Linked DNA regions of Homo sapiens: region 2 is linked to region 1. A link is a contact called in ENCODE Hi-C or POLR2A ChIA-PET data. All regions are on one chromosome and are shown on one strand. Each heading gives the region's core, a stretch centred on a gene start or an enhancer-like site at or near the end of the contact. The rest is flanking DNA. Distances are from core to core; before and after follow the strand shown. Region 1 holds the start of EXO1 (exonuclease 1). Region 2 holds the start of AKT3 (AKT serine/threonine kinase 3).

What was found. Hi-C counts contacts between places; a loop is a spot of excess contacts on that map. ChIA-PET counts read pairs that join two places held with the same protein, here RNA polymerase II (POLR2A). Pooled maps may share reads with other maps.
Region 2: a pooled map shows a loop between it and region 1 (14-fold over the local background). The contact joins the promoter of AKT3 here to the promoter of EXO1 in region 1. A Hi-C loop is called at or near these places in 2 of 37 single-sample maps with no recorded cell type and 10 of 50 pooled maps. POLR2A ChIA-PET finds 5 or more read pairs at or near these places in 1 of 52 experiments (activated CD4-positive, alpha-beta T cell).

Annotation. Positions count from the first base shown.
Region 1 is chr1:241,845,243-241,849,573 of GRCh38, forward strand. EXO1 (exonuclease 1) reads left to right here and starts at 2,962. Exons shown (of 16, transcript NM_130398.4): 1 at 2,962-3,111; 2 at 3,489-3,785; 3 at 3,870-3,974. RefSeq lists an enhancer at 2,658-2,997.
Region 2 is chr1:243,848,683-243,853,238 of GRCh38, forward strand. It overlaps AKT3 (AKT serine/threonine kinase 3), which reads right to left and starts at 1,561. Exons shown (of 14, transcript NM_005465.7): 1 at 1,358-1,561. RefSeq lists an enhancer at 470-970.

The sequences.
Region 1 (4,331 bases), core at 1,712-4,211:
ATGTCTCTGATTTGGAGGGAAGTTGAGCTTTAGAAAAAGCTTCCTAATGCTGCTGACTAAAAAGAACCCCCACTCCTATGTCTCTTCTTAGAAATTACTGGTGTATGCATCAGTGTGTGTGTGTGTGTGTGTGTGTGTGTGTGTGTGCATGTGTGTGTGTGGTGGGGAAGGTGCTGCTCAGCTGTGGTTCTAGCAACCCTGCCTGAAACCAGGCAAAGGCAGGAGGCCATCTAGAGGGCACCCACAACTCTCACTAGGCCCCAAGTCATTGGCTAAGTTCCACACTGTAGAAAACACTGCCCTATAACAATGGAGACAGTATCTTCCAAATTAAAAATCAGGCAACCTGATATTTCAACAAGATACAGTATTTAAAGATAAGAGCTGGCCGGGCACGGTGGCTCACGCCTGTAATCCCAGCACTCTGGGAGGCTGAGGCGGGCGGATCACCTGAGGTTGGGAGTTCGAGACCAGCCTGACCAACATGGAGAAACCCCGTCTCTACTTAAAATACAAAATTAGCCAGGCGTGGTGGCGCATGCCTGTAATCCCAGCTACTTGGGAGGCTGAGGCAGGAGAATCGCTTGAACCCAGGAGGCAGAGGTTGCAGTGAGCCGAGATCGCACCATTGCACTCCAGCCTGGGCAACAGGAGCGAAACTCTGTCTTAAAAAAAAATAAAAATAAAAATAAAAAATAAAAAAATAAAGATAAGAGCAGCCCAGAAAACCCATAATAATAGTGCCATACCTAGGACATTCATGTATTAGTCCACACATTTGAAATGTTTAAAATCAACACTAGTGCTACTGGGATGTGAAAATTCATAGACATAATCCCTGCCCTCAAAGTAAGGTTGCCAGATAAAATTACAGAATGCCAAGATAAATTTAAATTTCAGATAAACAGGGATTTCTTTTAGTATATGTCTCAAATATTGCATTAGATATATTAAAAATTTATCTGTTGTTCATCTGAAATTCAAATTTCTGGGTGTCCTACGTTATTATTTGCTAAATCTGGCAACCCTACCTCAAAAGGTTTTCAGTCTATTGAAGGGCAAAGACAATTCAAACACAATGAGAATATGAGAAGTGTCAGGACCAAAGAGCCATCACAGAATGCTTGTGCATATCAAACAAATATCTAACTTAGGGAAGACATTTGGAAACTGGTAACATTGGAACTGAGTCTTAAGCTGGAAACATATGGGATATACCATTTATTTCAGCATTTAATAACATGCCATCATGATTTGTGACTTAACTGTCTCATAAACATGTGTTTTGTCTACAGAACTAGATCTTAAGTTCCTTGAAGACACAGGACATCTCTTTATGCCTCCATGCCACCTGGAACTGACAGGCACACTTAAGGCAGTAGTAAATTACTGCACACATTGATGCAAATGGTTTTGTCCTCCCAAAGAGTAAAAATATTCTGTTAGTGAAATGTATTGTAACTAGTGTTTTCTTTTCCAATTTTAGTCTTTGAACACTGCAGCCAAGAATACAGTTTGAAACCTTGGGAGTCAAATTCACAGTAAATACATGAGCCGTTCACAGTGCAGCAAACTCTCATGTTAGTTTTATGACAGATCCAGTGACACTGGAATGGACACCTTTTTGATTTTGGGGTTCCTTCCTAAGACCCCCATGTGTGATATATTCATGGTTGGATTCTAGGTACTGAAGCAGTTACTACAGCTGGATAGTCCAATGAGTGTAAGAAGGCTTCTCTACAAACACATGCTGCCCACATCGAAGTTCCTCTTTAATCTACTGCAGTTTGAAATTGTCCCCCACTTTCTCCAAGAGTCCACTCCAAGCTAGTTTAGGGTTAGGTCTACCATAGCCTTTGGAAGAGGGAGGGAAGATAACTTTTCTCATCTCTCCTAGTCCCAGCTCTAAAGACCAGAACCAGGGAGAAAGCAACACAGCTTTTCCAAACACATTCCCCAAATGTGGCACCTTTTCAACAATTTTAGTAACAAATTTAAGGCATCATAGATGCCTTTAAAATTGGCATGATAGATGTTAGAGTGATCATAAAAAGACTTTAAAAGAGGAAAAGATGTAAAGAACGTAATCAAATGGGGAGCATGTTTAACAATGTGCTCACTTCTTCCCCTTCAATTCCTTGAATTGAGTCTGCATTATCATTCCTATTGATCTTTGAGCCCAGAACATTACTTTGTGGTCTGGCCTAAGGTTTCTTCCAATTTTTTAAATTACAATATCCCTAAGAGGACAGCGACGAGGTCTGGGGTGTTATGAGGATTGGAAACCTAGCCACAAGTGACCATGAAAGTCCAAAATGCCTCTAAAGTCTTTGTCTCTAAGGCCCATTTTCAAGGTCTTGTTATATAGCTAATTTTTCCCCGACTTATGTCAAAAATAAACGAAGCTGGGTTCTAGGTAAAATGGTAGGGGCAGATTTTAATCACTACTACTACTGCAATGGGGAAAAGAACCCAGCGTGAACTGAATTCAATTTCGATTTGTAGAGGCAACCGGGCGTTTTAAAGAGAATGAAGGAATTAGGATGGGACTGATGACGCCGAGGGGGACTGAGCAACTTTTTCAGGTTTGAAAAGCCTCAACATCAACGCGCGACGGCGCTCTTTCAACATCAGCCTCCAGAACTGGGGCTGCAGCCAGGAGGGAACTACAACGCCCAGCAGCCCCGGCGGGTGTAAACACTCCCAACTTCCGAGGCGGTGCTCACCATCGGCCATCAGCGCCAGTGCCACTCGCGCCCTCAAGAAGCCGCACGGAGTTCGGGCCGGCAGCAGCGGCTGCAGTCGTATGGCAGTGAGCCGCTGTCTACCCAGCGAGACGGAGAGCTCAGGACGCAACCCTATGAGTTGGAAGCCGCAGGAGGCGGAACCGGGTTGCGGGATACGCGTTGACGTCACATCCTCTGGGCGGGGCCGCAAGGAACCCGCGCAAATTGAAAGGTCAGCCTTTCGCGCGCTGTGTAGGCAAGTTACCCGTGTTCTGCGTTGCCGGCCGTGGGTGCTCTGGCCACAGTGAGTTAGGGGCGTCGGAGCGGGTTTCTCCAACCGCAATCGGCTCCGCTCAAGGGGAGGAGGAGAGTCCCTTCTCGGAAGGTGAGAGGAGCGGGCTGTGCGGAGGCTAATGGGTGGGTTCCCTTGGGGGTCGACCTGCGCGTCACCTCCGACCCTCCTCTCGGGATTCGGGTCTTCCAGGAAGGGAAGGAGAGGGTCTGGCGTGATCTTCCCAACCCAACAGCGGAGCCCTTAGCCTGAGTGGAGTATGTGTTTTGTTCCGAGGGGACGTCTGGCAACCAGAGGTCTGCAGTTCAGTGAACGGAGGGAGATAAGAGAGCAGACGATTCCGGGCTGGAGCAGGCGCCAGGGTTGCCAGACTTACCTCATTTTTCCGCAGAAGCTGGCAGTCCAGGTTTTACATGCAATCTCTCCACCTTTAAATGTTGACAAGTACATTTTCCCATAATATTTTGCAGGCCTAAGGAAACGTGTCGTCTGGAATGGGCTTGGGGGCCACGCCTGCACATCTCCGCGAGACAGAGGGATAAAGTGAAGATGGTGCTGTTATTGTTACCTCGAGTGCCACATGCGACCTCTGAGATATGTACACAGTCATTCTTACTATCGCACTCAGCCATTCTTACTACGCTAAAGAAGAAATAATTATTCGAGGATATTTGCCTGGCCCAGAAGAAACTTATGTAAATTTCATGAACTATTATATCCGTTTTCCTCGGAGTGAGAGAAAACTCTTTTTAGATATCATCTGAGAGGTAAGAGACTGTTTTTCTGAAACTGTGGCTTGAGGACCACCTGCATCCAGATTAACTGCTTTGTTTAAAATTCATTCACAGCAGAACTAGTGAATCCCAGTCACTGAGTGGAGTTGAGAGTCTAAGAACCTCTGAAATTTGAGAACTGCTGGACCAGAGCCTTTAGAGCTCTGATAAGGTGTCAACAGGGTAAAGCTGCCTCCTGATCCTGTACTTTCTTTCTTCCTTTCCTTCCAAACTTAACGTTTGATAGGAGAGATTTGTATTATGAAATGCTAAGCAACTGCTCAGTGCCCATTACTGACTTTTTATTGTAGAGTGGGGGGAGGTCGTTTCATCAGAAAGGGTTGTGACAGTTCCAGAATCTCTGTATAGAAAGGGCTTAGGGGGCTGCAACCGGAATGGAAGGGGGTGGAAAGTTAAAGCATTTGTCTTGAAGCTGTATTTGCATAGCAGACGCAGTTTCACAGTTCTTTAGGGTAGCTTTCAGAGAGGCTGATGGAGTTGCCCCTGGGCGCCACCACTGTTTATTACCAGAATGTTCGT
Region 2 (4,556 bases), core at 311-2,810, 2.0 Mb after region 1:
CTGTTGAGACAACTGCCAATGTATTAACTACAAAAAGCCATTATTTTTTACTTTAGCCTCAACTAAAATCAAAGTGTGAACACTTTATTATGGCTAGAAATTACCCAATATAGATGCATAGGTTTCACTGTTGACTTTCTATTTGGAAACTTCATCAATTGCAAACTACCAGGCTTTCAACCAAAATGCCACATTGGTGAAATGAGTTGGTTTTATTTTCATAACAACATTATTTTGATGGAAGAAATGTGAGCATCCCAGCTTTGACTTGTGGGTAAGCATTTCCTCTGCTTTCAGAACATAAACAGTAAATACCGGTATTGGAAAAACCTGGCCCCAACGAGATTCTTTATCTCTAGGCTAACTGTAGATTCCCGGGAAATCCCAAACAAGGGATGGTGACCCCGCCTCGGCGTCAGGGTCAACACAGCAACCAGCTAGGCTTCAACTTTGGGCTCTGAAGGGCCCCACCGGCATCATGGCTGATGCGGACCGATGCGCCGGAGGAGGTGGACAAGGAAGAGGCTGGTCTGTTTACTTGCAGCCAGAGCTGCCGCCGCCGCCAGCAGCGACAGCATCACTGGATCAGCCAAACCCAGCATCTTCCGCACATTTCTATTCTTAGCACACAACTCCCAAGCGGATCAAAACCCCACTACTATTAAAAACACAGACAAGCACGTTACCCACCTCCCACACACACACCCCCCCCCCCACCCCACCAGTGCCGTCTTTTCCTGCGCGCCAGTGGCGGGGAAGGGTGGGGGAAGGAAGGAGACCCCGGGGACGCCTGTGCATCCTCGCCTTCACCCCACCCCACGCGCAGACAGCCTCAGCGCCAGGGCGCGCGGCAGACGGCTCCCTCCCCCCAACCCAAACACACTGACACCGGCGCTCCACGCGTTATATAACCTCGCCGCCGCCCCCGGTCCAGGCGGGCGCCCCCTCCCCACGCCGCGCGGCCCGGGCGGGGAGGGGCGAGGGGAAGGAGCGAGAGTTGCGCAGACAGCAGGCGCCGGGCCGGGGCAGCCCAGACACAGACGGTACCGCTAGGCCGGGAACACCCCTCCCCCGGCCCGCTGCGCACCGCCGCCCCCCAGCTTTCCCCGGAAAGCGGGGGGTGTCGGTGTCAACCGCGCTGGGCATCCCCCGGCCTCCACACCCACACCCGAAGCCTCCGGTGACCCAGCCCCCGCCCACGCCCCCGGCGCGGTGACAACCCAGAAGCCCCCGCCTCACCCCACCCCGCCGCCATCCCCCGCCTGAGGGAGGCAGGGAGGGCGGACCGGGGCCCGGGGCCCGGAGGGAGTGGAGGCCAGGCGGGGAGGGGGCTAGAGTTGGGGGCGGTGGCTGTTACCTGCAACGGCGGCGGCGGCGGTGGCGGCCCCGCAGCTGCTCGGGCGGCGGCGGAGGATGGAGCCGGGGGGGGGCGGGGGGAGGAGAGGGGGCGACTCGGGGGTCCCCCCTCCCTCCTCCTCCCCTCCTGTCCTCCCCCCACCCCACAGAGCCTCTGGCCTCCTGGAGCCCGGTGCGGCCGGCGGGAGGGCAAGCGAAGGGCTGCAGGGGAGGGAGGGAGGGAGCCGGCCGGGCCGGGCCGCGGAGCTGGAGCGGGAGGCGGCGGCGGCGGCGGCGGCGGCGGGAGGGGGAGGGAGGAGAGAGGGCGGCGGCGGGGAGAGGAGGAGGCGGAGACTCTACATGGGAATCGGATATCGGCTACAAATTCATCACCAGAAAACACCGCTCGGGCGGGGGCCGGGTCACGCCGGCGGGGCGGCGGCTCTGGGCCCCGGGGCGCGCCCGGCGCGGGGAGGGGTTCTGCGGCCTCCTCCCGGGCTGCGCCTCGCTGAGGGGACCCCCCGCCGCCTCCCCGCCCCCTCCTTCCTCCCGCTCGGGGCCGCCGCCGATCGGTTCTCGCCGTCGCCGCGGGGCTTGTTGTTGACTTTGAGGAAAACTCCTGACGTCAGGGGCTGGCTCTCGGCGACTGGCGGGAGCGGCTTCCCCGCGTCCCCGGCCCTGCCCGCCGCCTCTGCTCCCCTCCCTGCCCGGCCCTCGTCCTCAGGCTTCCCCGCGCCCCCAAACCAGCGGTGCCCCGCGCCCCCTCTCCTCTCGCGAGAACATCCCCCTAGCCAGCCAGAGCCGGGAGCGGGGGCAGTCGCTCCCGGGCGGGAAGTTCTGGGTTTCCCCCTCGCCCGCGTGGCCCTTGGCGGGCACCCGAGGCCCGGGAGCGGAGGCTCCTCGCCCAGCCGCTTCCTCGGCGCATCCGCCCACCCGCCCTGGCCGCGGACGCGCGCGCCGCCAGGCCCCGGGCGTCTCCTCCAGTCCGCCGCGGCCCCTTGGGGAGATGGGCCCGGCGCGAGGGCTCGCACCTGGAAGCCCACGAAGTGGGCGGTGCCCAATGAGGTAGGGACCGGAGAGCGCGGAGCAGTCCAGAAGCCGACCCCACCCCCTGCACCTCGGGGAAGAGGGAACCCGGGTCAGCCCGTAGCAAGAATCATTCCTGACTATCCCAGGAGACCACGGCAGACCAAAAACACCTCTCTGAACAGCCTTCCGCACCGCTCGCTGCAAGCATTCGTCCACACACGGTACACAGATTGCGGGCGGATCGTAATTCACTCTTGAAATCACACCCTTTTTAGGGATATTCGTTTTCAATGACTTTGGGAAAGCCACGAGGTACTACATTTACTACGAAGAGACCGTTTCTTTATTTTGAAGTCAGTGACTCCTGAGACTGCATTGGGGACAACTTTTTTGCACAATGACCATATTTTACCATGCAGCGCACTTCAGAAAATTATAAAAGTTTACAAGTTTTATCGCTTCTGGAAACACCTGGGCAGCATCCCTATTATCCCGCCACGTGGCTCTAGCCTTGTTGATGTACCTGTTACTTTCTCCCACTGCAACATTTTTGTTAATGTCTGTGGCTTCTTTCTGCAGAAGAGTTCCTCCTCCTGACATGCACTTCATTCTCTGCTTTTCTATGTCTTGACAACTCTCTTATGGTAGTCATTTTCTTATACTGTAGCCCCCTGGTATTTATGTACTGTGTGGTATTAATATTTATACTTCCAGGTTCACATCTTTTATGAACTGTGCATCTGTTGGGATTGTGGACAGGAGTAGGAAACCAAATAAAAGGGTTTTTTAAAAAAGTCAGTTTTCTCCGTTTGTAAGGGAAACTTGTCTCCCTGACCACCCTGGAGCAAAATTTGCCATTTTAAGATAACACAGTCCGTCTGAGAGAAAGTCCTGCACCATGCCTTTCCCCTTTTCCCATATTTCCCAGCATGCTATGAGCTGATGAATAAACAGACTTTGTCCTATTTTCGTTGTATCTATAAAATATACATAATGTATTCCCATAATTATCAGACCTCTCACAGTCACTATTGGTAAAATTATTGGGTTACAGGTTTCTTGCTGTAAAACACAAAAATAGGTCATATTTTTATTCCATAGTACCCCAACTTGCTTTTTATTTTTAAGAAAATAGTCCCTTATGACACCAGCACTAAAAAGAGTGTCTGAAACTTTAAATACTTAACTTTTGAGAGTCAGAGTATCCGGAATTACTGAATTACTAGATATCTCTTATCAGTGAGATGTTCATTTGTTCCCAAATTTAACATCAATATATTTACAAGAACTGAATGTGTCTTATGAGCCATACTACCTCAAAATATTTCTCCCAGTCTGGTCAGATTGCATTAAATCTTAGGTGGATTAAACCCTAAAATTCAGTATGTGAGAATGGATTATATACTCTCGGCTTCATGTATTTGAAGAATTATAAGTTTTTATTTCTGTTCAATTTTTGCTTGTGGACTATAGTAGTTTCATAAGTTTCCATAATAAAAGCATGTTTGATTTTGTTATTGAATTACTATTGATTAGGGATATTATTTATTTAAATAACGTTGTTCTTTCTCTTAGACTATGCCGGTATGAATTTGGTAGAATCTGCCGATTGTGGTATGTCGGTACTCCATACAGAGTGTGTGGCAGATTTCTTCTCTATTTTGTTATCACATCCAGTAATATGGAGTGCAGCCAGCATGTTCATCCCTGGGAATGTCCCTCCTAAATTTTGCAAAGAAAGCCTTCATTCTTTATTACACCAAATATTCTTAAGATTAACATTTCTCAGTATTAGTTATTTATTCATTTTAAGAAAAATGTTCATTCTTCTTTACTACCAATGACTAAGTTTGATACTGAGCTATTTCTTGGTACTTCCCCCATTTCTTGGGAGTAACTAAAACTGGAAGGATATTTAGAATTTCAGAGCATCTAATGTCTTAGTCCATTCAGGCTGCTATAACAAAATACCATCAACTAGGTAGCTTATAAAGAACAGAAATTTATTTCTAACAGTTCTGGAGGCTGGGAAGTCCAAGATCATGGCACCAGCAGATTTGGTGTCTAAAGAGGGTTCCGTTTCCTGGTTTGTAGGTGGTGACTTCTTGCTGTGTCTTCACATTTTAGAAAGAGTGAGGGAACTCTCTTGGACCTCTTTTTCTTTTTCTTTGTTTTTTTTTTTTTTTTTTTTT